2 separate regions of the Homo sapiens genome follow, and region 1 is linked to region 2. Evidence: chromatin loops called from intact Hi-C (ENCODE). Cell type or tissue: endothelial cell of umbilical vein. All regions are shown on one strand. Region 1 has its middle 55 kb from the start of ACTN1-DT. Region 2 overlaps ACTN1 (actinin alpha 1).

Evidence for each region. Hi-C counts contacts between places; a loop is a spot of excess contacts. Peaks named below come from ENCODE experiments on the same cell type or tissue, not always from the same donor. Only the 100,000 strongest peaks of a DNase experiment are listed, where the experiment ranks them.
Region 1: a loop joins it to region 2, with 10 times the contacts of the local background. A loop is called at or near these places in 3 of 110 quality-filtered maps.

Annotation. Positions count from the first base shown.
Region 1 is chr14:69,032,091-69,037,090 of GRCh38, reverse strand. No RefSeq gene overlaps it. Among named protein-coding and RNA genes, the nearest start is that of ACTN1-DT, 55 kb to the right of the region's middle. In endothelial cell of umbilical vein, a CTCF peak has its summit at 2,066; a DNase peak (open chromatin) is centred at 2,000; H3K27ac peaks cover 2,068 bases.
Region 2 is chr14:68,908,927-68,913,926 of GRCh38, reverse strand. It overlaps ACTN1 (actinin alpha 1), which reads left to right. Exons shown (of 22, transcript NM_001130004.2): 4 at 1,685-1,771; 5 at 3,885-3,972; 6 at 4,531-4,609. Among named protein-coding and RNA genes, the nearest start is that of ACTN1, 68 kb to the left of the region's middle. RefSeq lists an enhancer at 1,932-2,051. In endothelial cell of umbilical vein, a CTCF peak has its summit at 2,161 (motif pointing left); a DNase peak (open chromatin) is centred at 2,096.

The DNA.
Region 1 (5,000 bases), 120 kb before region 2:
ATTCAAATCTGCCCAAATGTCACCTTTCCCAGCAGGGCTTCCCTGACCACCTGATCTAGGTTAGCCAGCCCCACACACAGCCCCCACTCCACTTTCCCCTCCCAACTGCTTTGTCTGTGGAGCACGTACCACTGCGTGGTATGTTCGCTCATTCATTTGTCTATCTGTGTCATAAGAATGTGAGCTCCGGGGGCAGGGCCTTGGATCTCTTGTTCACTGCTCTGTCCCTGTGCCTAGAGCAGTCCCAGGCACACAGTGGGCACTCGGTATATAATGAATAAATGAATAAATGAAAAGATTATTTGTTAATGTTTTATAGATAATTTTAATTTTGATTTTCTCTCCAGGGGTTATTTAAATGTGTTTCTTAATTTTTATACAATTAAAATTTGGGGAATCATTTTTGTGCCTGATTTTATTGAATTAGGGTCAGAGAATATGGCCCACTTAAATCTCTATTTTTGAGGCCAGGTGTGGTGGCTCTCACCTGTAACCCCAGGACTTTGGGAGGTTAAGGTGGGAGTATTACTTGAGCCCAGGAATTTGAGACCAGCCCAGGCAACATGGCAAGACCCCATCTCTTAAAAAAAGAAAGAAAGAAAGAAAGAAAGAAAATTAAAAATTAAAAAAACTTCTATTTTAAAGTTTTTACAAAAGTTTTATTTGTACCTAAGTATATGATTGATCACTTTAAAGCATTTTATATTGAAAACATTCAAATATGCACAAAAGTAGAGAGAATTCTCTAGAAATTGAGCTCTAAGAAAAAAAAAACTGGAGAGAATATTAGATGAAGTTTAATGTCCTTATCACCTAGCTTCCATGATTGTCAACTCATGGTCAACCTTTTTTCATTAATACCCTTTCTATTATTTTGAAACAAATATCCAACAGGATTGATTTTGTTAAAAATGCCTCATGATCAGACGGGAAAAATGCATTCTATTGAATAGATAAAGAATGATATATGTGTATGTGTTCAATTGAGTCTTTTAATTGTATTATTTAACCTGTTATAATTTTTTTTAAAAGATAAGGTCTCACTCTGTCACCCAGGCTGGAGTGCGGTGGCATGATCATAGCTCACTGTAGCTTCAAACTCCTGGGCTCAAGTGATCCTCCCACCTCAGCCTCCTGAGAAGCTGGGAATACAGGTGCATACCACCACTCCCAGGTAATTCAAATTTATTTTTGAAAAGACTGGATCTCACCATGTAGCTCAGGGTGGTCTCAAACTCCTGGCCTCAAGTGATGCTCCTCAAGTGGGGATCCTATAATCTACCCTATAGAACATGGAGCTCCCATGCACTCATGGCACAGATTCAAACAGGCAACAAATAAAGAAAGGAGTAAATGTGTAAAGTGCCCCACAGTGACACATGCTCTGTCCCAGTAGCTGTGAGGGAGGCTGCTGGACCCCCAGCTAAGGTCAGGAAAGTGATGAATGACTCCCATGCCCTACTCACCCAGACAGACAGCCCACACCCTCTCCCACTTCGGGGCCTGCCAAAGTGCTGGGATTATAAGTGTGAGCCACTGCACCCGGCCTAATTCTTTTTGATGACTAGTTCATGCTAATTACGGAAGAGGTATACTAAAACATCTCACTTTAATTTTTACAAACTTCTCCTTGCATTTCTAATAGTTTTTGCCATCTATAATCAGCAGCTATTTGTTTGGTGCACACAGGTTTATAGCTATCCACAGGCTGGTATTTATTGAGCATTTAGGTTAAAAATGGGTCTAGAGAGAGACCCATTCTGCTCTCAGGCCTGCTGATGAAAAGTTCCTCATCCTATTTGCATCTAGAATGAGAACATCTCAGCCCAAATGGTGATGGTCTCAGAAAATTACCAGACCTTGAAAATGAGAGTGGAGAATGAAAATGCTATTTCAGCCCTAACTGAAAAGAATGAAATGCCAAAACCCTCCATCCGGATTCCATGGACTGACAACAATTAAACTATGTCAGAGGAAGCTAACGTCACCAGGAAAGGTTCCCCACAGCTTTCAGGATCCAGAGCTCCCTCAAAAGGCATGGTTCTTGAGGCTTTGTAGCCCATGGGCCAGGAGAGAGGGCTAGAGACTCACGGGTCCTGGAGGCTTCCAGACCCACGGGGCTGTTACCCTCCTTTCAAATTTAAATTCTCAACTTCAGTATTAGGTAAATTTCTTATTTCAGGGTTAAGGGATAAGGCAATGCTTTTTTTGGAAGGGCTGGTCTTTTTTTCTTTTTTTGGTAACAATGTTAAAAATTTTTTTTGCATTGTGAAAACTAAAAATGGAGTTATATTACATGGACATTGCATAATGAAAAAAATTGAGTCATAACTTATATACAAAATGCACTAATCTTCAGTGATGCATTCCAGCGAAAATGTCAATGAATTTTTACATATTCGTACACCCGTGTAACCATACCATACCCCAAATCAAGATGTGGGGGCACTCCTACCACCCCACTCTCTGTACCCTTTCCTGTCCTAACCACCATGCCCTTCACCCCCAGCCTGCCAGGAAACCACTCTTCTGACTCCTATCATCACAAATTTCTTTTGGCTACTCTTTAACTTTTCAATATGGATGTAATCTGCTGGGGGACTTGGCTCTGACTTTCCCTGGTCTCTACACCAGTTGACCCCAGGCAGACCAGTTGTGCAGACAGCTGGCTTGATGAAGACACAACCCAGTGAGACCAGGGCCTGTCCCCACCCCTCCTGCTCTCGGTCAGGTGGTTGCTGACCACCAGGCCCTCCGGAGAAGAGCAAGTGTGATGGGGCAGGACAAACTTACCTCTGTCAGGAAGGCTCAGTCATGTGGAACTGGAGTCCAACGCCCTGGGATTTCGTCCTTCTTCTCTAGCTGTGTAACCTCCCCAGTTTATTTGTCTGTAAAATGGATGTTGTAATGATACCTTCTTCACAAGATAATGGATATAAACTATCAAGTGCCAGGCCAGGCGTGGTGGCTCACACCTGTAACCCCAGCACTTTGGGAGGTTGAGGTGGGCAGATCACGAGGTCAAGCGATCAAGATCATTCCGGCCAACATGGTGAAATCCCATCTCTACTAAAAATACAAAAAATTAGCTGGGCATTCTGGTGTGTGCTGTAGTCCTAGCTAGTTTGGAGGCTGAGGCAGGAGAATCGCTTGAACCAGGAGGCGGAGGTTGCAGTGAGCCGAGATCGCATGCCACTGCACTCCAGCCTGGGTGACAGAGCGAGACTCCATCTCAATAAATAAATAAATAAATAAAAATAAGGAAACCTTGCTGTTATGATGGCAGATCCTCAATCCCAAAGGCACTGCTAACCTATGCAGGTTATGGATGTCCTTTCTGGGCACAGACCCTACGGCATCCTAGGTCCCTTTTCAAGACGGGAACTTGAAGTCAGATGGGAACCTCTGGAAGGCTTTGGCCTATCCTCTCCAGCAGTTTAATTACAACTATTTTGTTGTTGTTGTTGTTTATTGTGCACTTAGTTCAGCGCTACGAATTTTATGAACGTGCACTCATTAATTTCAGCAAATCTCTGTGTAGATACTGGCTTTGTTCAATTACACAGATGAAGAAACTGAGGCTCCAGGGGTTTAAGTGACATGCCCAAAGTCATGCAGCCAATGAGAGAGCTGGAATTTGAAACAGGAATTATGATTCTAGAAACTGCTCTCTTACCTGCCTTTCTCACAGTGCCTTAACCTCTGCAATACTTAAATTTCTTTCTTTCTTTCTTTCTTTCTTTTTTTTTTTTTTTTTTTTGGGATGAAGTCTTACTCTGTCGCCCAGGCTGGAGTGCAGTGGCACAATCTCGGCTCACTGCAACCTCTGCCTCTGGGGTTCAAGAGATTCTCCTGCCTCAGCCTCCTGAGTAGCTGGGACTACAGGTGTGCACCACCACACCCAGCGAATTTTTGTATTTTTTTTAGTAGAGTCAGGGTTTCCCCATATTGACCAGGCTGGTCTCGAACTCCTGACCTCGTGATCTGCCCCCACCTCAGTCTCCCAAAGTGCTGGGATTACAGGCGTGAGCCACCGCGCCTGGCCAATACTTAAATTTCTTATCATGAAAGAGAAATAATACATGAGAAGGTTTTGGCATATACTGTGGTACATAATAAATGTTACTTTCCTTTCACATCATGTGTGCATTGTATACATTCGCAGGGGTAGATATTTACTAATATCTACAATGTCTTTCATGTACTGCTGATGATAATGAACCATATAGCATTATCGAAGATTTGCCAGGCTTCGCACGGTGGTTCACACCTGTAATCTCATCACTTTGGGAGGCTGAAGCAGAAGGCTCACTTGAGCCCAGGAGTTCAAGACCAGCTTGGGCAACAAAGTGAGACCCCTGTTTCTACAAAAAAACCAAATAAATAAATAAATAATAAAAAAAATTAGCTGAGTGTGGTGGTGTGCACCTATAGTCTCAGCTACTTGGGGGGCTGTGGCAGGAGGATTTCTTGAGCCCAGGAGGTCGAGGCTGCAGTGAGCCATGTTCCCGCCACTGCACTCCAGCCTGGGTGATGGAGCAAGACTCTGTCACAAATAATAATAATAATAATGCCAAGAGAAGTACATGAAAGCATAGTGGTTGTAATTTAAATTTCTACAGAATAATTTATAATACTCAATGCATTTGGGATGTACCATAAGATGCTTCTTTTTTTCTTTCTTCTACCTTTCTACATTGTCACATTCTGTATAATAATAAGATACTACATTTGGGGGGATTCAATAGAATTTTAATCAAATTGATTATACCAACTTTAAATGTGTAATGAGTTTTTATACATTTATACACCTGTGTAATCACCAATGCAATCTAAATACAGAACATTTCCATACCCCAAAAATGTTCCCTTGTGCCCCATCTCAGTTAATCTCCTTCTGTCCAAGCAACCACTGATCACTTTCCTTCCTTCTAGATCAGACTTGTTTTTTCTATAGTTTCAAATCATTGGAATCATGTAGTATGCATGCTTTTGTACCT
Region 2 (5,000 bases):
TGATGAGTAGTACTACCTCCCCACAATGTGGACTGCAAAATGCTGGCTGGCTGTGTTGCTTGGTAGCAAAAGGGGTTGCATGCTGCTCAGCTCTCTGTTTCTCTCCAACCCAAGCATTTGGATGTGGGACTGTGCCCCGCCTGGTGTCTGGGGCTCTGGGAGGGGCATTTTTACTTCCCTGTTTACAAGAAGGGTTACATCCTATTCCAAGTCCAAAGTGGACACTTGTTCCTTTGCTCAGCATCCCATGCAGACTCAGCAGGTTACCCGCTCCCCTGGGAGGTGGCTGTGGCCAAGCACTGCTCCATGGACTACACCCGGCTGGTCATGGAACAGCATACAGTTTTGCCCTCACTTTTGGGAAAGGGGCTAAGATGTTAGAGTATACCATCCTTAATGGAAATCCACTCTTGTTTCAGGGGTTTGTGGGATGCAAATCCTAGTAGGGTCAGAACTGCCTAGAAATTGATCCTTCTCATGGTTCTATTGGGTCTCCCCTAAAATTAATGTTGCAGGTAGGAAAAAAAAAGATATTCTTTGGGTACCTTACTCTTAACTGAGCGTGTCTTACCATGGGCCGGATTACTATCTCCTGGTCTGGAAGCAGGTGATGAGTGGGTGTGGAATCTACATTTGAGTATCACTTGTTCAACCACAAGACCATAGATTGCTCCATGTATTGGGCTCCTTAAAATAGGGCTTATTTATGTTGTATTCCCTGCCATTAGGCCTGGTACAGAAAAAAAGAGAAAATCTACTTCATAGAACTTGTAGATTCTAAAACTCTAAAAGGTGCTGCTTAGACTAAATATATTGGGTTATCTCTTAGCTGTGATCTTGAAGCTATTGTTTGATTTTTTAAAAAAACATCTGTTTTAATACCCAAACTGATGGCATTGTGAGATTGAGTCAGTGGATAGTTCAAGATGGCAATTTACAAAACTTTAAGTTTGTGACTTTCTCTTGATTCCACTGTTTTTCCACGTGTGGGTGGCTATTTTGAGAGCTGTGATTGCCCAGAGAGCCCCAGCTCACAGAATTGCCAGAACATTTGTGATTGCTTAGAAATCCTCCCCTCTTCATCAGGCTGGGAACACAGATCAGGATTTCAAATGCCCCCTTCTCTGTGGCCTTCCCTGATGTACCCACTGTCTCCAACTAGGATTGATTACACCCTTTTTTTGTGCCCCAAATAGACTTCTCTTCCAGCACCTGTCACAGTTTATTGCATTAACTTTAAGAAACATCCAGGCCAGGCATGGTAGCTCATGCCTGTAATTCCAGCACTTTGGGAGGCTAAGGTGGGAGGATCGTTTGAACCCAGGAGTTTGAGACCAGCCTGGGCAATATCGTAAGACCCTGTCTCTACAAAAAATGAAAAAATTAGCCGGGTGTGGTGGCCTATCTGTAGTCCCAGCTACCCAGGAAGGTGAGATGGGAGGATCGCTTGAGCCCAGGATTTGGAGGCTGCAGTGAGCCATGATTGCACCACTGCACGCTAGCTTGGGTGACAGAGCGAAAACCCTGTCTCAAAAACAAGCAAAAATCCTGTTTCCCTCTAGAAGTAGAGCTCTGGAGTCTTTTGATTCCTAGCGTGGGGCATGGAGTGCTGTGGGTGCTGAGGGAGTGTTAATTCTGTCCCCGCTGAGGCCCTTTCTGATGTGTGCTGCTGCTGTTTCTGTAGAAATCGTGGATGGGAATGTGAAGATGACCCTGGGCATGATCTGGACCATCATCCTGCGCTTTGCCATCCAGGACATCTCCGTGGAAGGTGGGTTTCTGCTTTGTTCCATCCCGCCATCACCATCTCGTCTCCCTCCCTGGGCTTAGCCTGGAGAACTCCCATACCCAGGGCAACGGACGTTGATCAGGGGCCATGTCCTGGGCTTCTTGCTCATTTATTGGGCATCAGCCTTCTCCTCCAGTCAATGTAGAAAAAAGAACTGTTTGCCATTCTGATTCTCATAGGCATGTTGGCCTCAGGGAAACTCCCCACTTTGGGAAAGCCCAAGGCTGCCATGGGGAAGTATATTGGAAAACCCACCTGGCTCTTGGGTTGTTAATCTGAAAGGGTGGGGAAATAGCGGCTGGGAGGAAGGACCAGGAGGGGCGCTAACCCCGTCCTCCACTTTGCTCCCCTAGCACCCTCTAGTGGCCATTTCACAGATCTGCAAGGGCCGCCATGGTCTGGAGAGGTGATCTCTACGCTTGATTCCACACTCGGGCAGTTTTTGAGCTTTATGTCTGCTATGCCTGTATTTATCTTGCATAATAATATTTGTGTATTGTTGTGCCTGTGATAAAACACACATACTGAAACAAACTTTTACAAGATGAGATGGAGATACTATTTTTTAAATATTTGTTTTAATGGCATAGACATCATAAACATTTTTAATCAAAGGAATTTCTTAATGAAAACAACGTGGATTCAATTCAATTGCTTTGTGATGGAGATCTAGGTGTGACACTCTGTGATGCAGCAATGTAGAGTTCCAAGTTCGGTTTATGGGTACTTGGTATTTAGGGTTGAAGTGGTTGGAAAGAGGGTCATAGTAGTCACCTGGGGTGTGGTTCTTGTTAATGATAGTGGATGTAAATCCATTTCTCAAATAGCCTTCTTGATGATTTTGATTCTTTTGGGTGGACTTCTTGTCAGCTCTGCAGTCATCATTGTGTTACTCTTGTGATTTAGCTGACGAAGAGCTTAAGCTAAGTAGAAGCATTAGCTTTTCCAATTTTTAAATTGTCTGCTTTTGCTTAGGTGGTTATGGTCTTTGTAGGAACCCTTGAATGTCATTTTAAAGTCCATTTTGTGTGTTGAAAATAAATGAGATCATTCATGAACACAGTCCACTGAGTACCTTAACCTCCAATTCACAGGCACAAACACAGGGTGTATTAGTCCGTTTTCACGCTGCTGGTAAGGACATACCCGAGACTGGGTAATTTATAAATAAAAAGAGGTTTAATGGACTCACAGTTCCACATGGCTGGGGAGGCCTCACAGTCATTGCAGAAGAGCAAGGGAGAGCAAAGGGACCTCTTACATGGCAGCAGGCAGAGAATGAGAGCCAAGTGAAAGGGGTTTCCCCTTAGAAAACCATCAGACCTCGTGAGACTTATTCACTACCACGAGAACAGTATGGGGGAAACCACGCCCACGACTCAATCATCTCCCACCGTCTCTCTCCCACAACACGTGGGAATTATGGGAGCTACAATTCAAGATGAGATTTGGGCGGGGACACAGCACAAACCTAGCAGGGGGGTAGTGTGGTTTGCAGTCTTTCTTCTGTGCTGGGAGCTCCGTGAGCCCCCTCAGTTGCCTGCCTAACCTCATAGACACGTGGCTGCTTCACACACAGAGGGCAGCAGTATTGATCCGTGCAGTAAATATAAGGAAACCTTATTTTTTAGATTAAAAACAAAATCTGTCTAGGAGTCCTAATGCTTTCTTCTCACTCAGCTGTGTGCACCCCTCAGGCTGTGGGATTCCCCTGTCTGGAGACCCCTAGATGTGTAGATTTCCCAGATCAAATCTTCCTCCCCAACCTGATAGAGGTTGCCGACTTATTTTGTATCATTACCATTTCTTTGAATAAAAGAGAGTAGGGGGAGCTAATTCTTGAAGTTTGAAAAACTGTTGTCTCAAAATTTACACGTGTAACACGACTAGCTCTGAACAGCTTCCCAGCTTGCTTTTTCTGTTTCTCAAATAACTTCTCAAACTCTGTCAAGGGAATAGACTTGATGGCCAGGGCTCCTCCTTCAGTAGCTGCAGGGTTGGCATCAAAGGGTCACAGTGGGGCCTCCTGTGAGCCGGCATCCCTCCCTCCACCGAGTCAGCCCTCTGACCTCGCTGCCCATCCCCTTCCCCATAGAGACTTCAGCCAAGGAAGGGCTGCTCCTGTGGTGTCAGAGAAAGACAGCCCCTTACAAAAATGTCAACATCCAGAACTTCCACATAAGGTGAGTGCTGGGGTCTGAGGGGCTCTCACAGAACCAGGCTGCCTCCCCCGGGAGCTCCCAGACCCCCTTGGCTGGGTCAGTCTCAGCTTTAGAACAAAGTGGAGACCTCTGGGGGAAGAAGTAGCTTTCCTTGGGAAGGGGATGTCGCCATCGCTCTGAATCCCCCCGTCTCTCTCCCTGCAGTGTCTTAGATGGGGCTGCTGCCTGATATAACTTTGGTTGATGCTTTTGCTACTGGGAGCGCCCCCAAGGAAATTGTCCAGGAAGTCCCAGCCCAGGGCTCTGGAACAGCAGACTAGGGCCATAGGCCTTGGTCGGGGGTAGGGCTGGATATGGCAGGTTTATCTGAACTTGTCAACCCCCCCACAAAGTCTTGACCCTAGTGCCTGGGATTTGTGGCAGGAAGAAATGTCCCTTCCCATCCTGTCTTCTAACTCCTACCCCAGAAAGCTCTATGTGTTCATCTCTCTGGTGTCTAGGAGGCCCCTGCTTTGCCCTGGTTGCCCGTTTGTTCAGCCTCATTTACCAGCCTGCTCCTTCTTCTCTCTCCCCGGGCAGCTGGAAGGATGGCCTCGGCTTCTGTGCTTTGATCCACCGACACCGGCCCGAGCTGATTGACTACGGGAAGCTGCGGAAGGTATGTGTGCCCACCTGACCACCCGCTTTGGGTCCCTGGCAGGTGGGGTGGGAAAAGAGCAGGACTAGGACCCTTGTTGTGACAGTCCATGGTCCAGCCTGAGCAGTGTTGGCCTCTTAGAATAGCCAGACAGAGCCCCAACTGAAAGTGAAGAGAAAACACCTTCCCTGTTAGGGCAACTTCATTACCCTTGTGCGTGGTGTGTGTGTACTTGCACACATACACAGCCCATCAGGAAAATATCACAGCTGTGACAGCAGCTTTGTCAGAGGGATGGAATGATACATGGTGTTTCTCCCTTCTGTTTTTCCGGGATTTGTAAAGAGGAGACACTATTTTCATCATTGAAAACAGTGCATATTCTAAGGGACAGTTCATCCCCGCCTTGTCC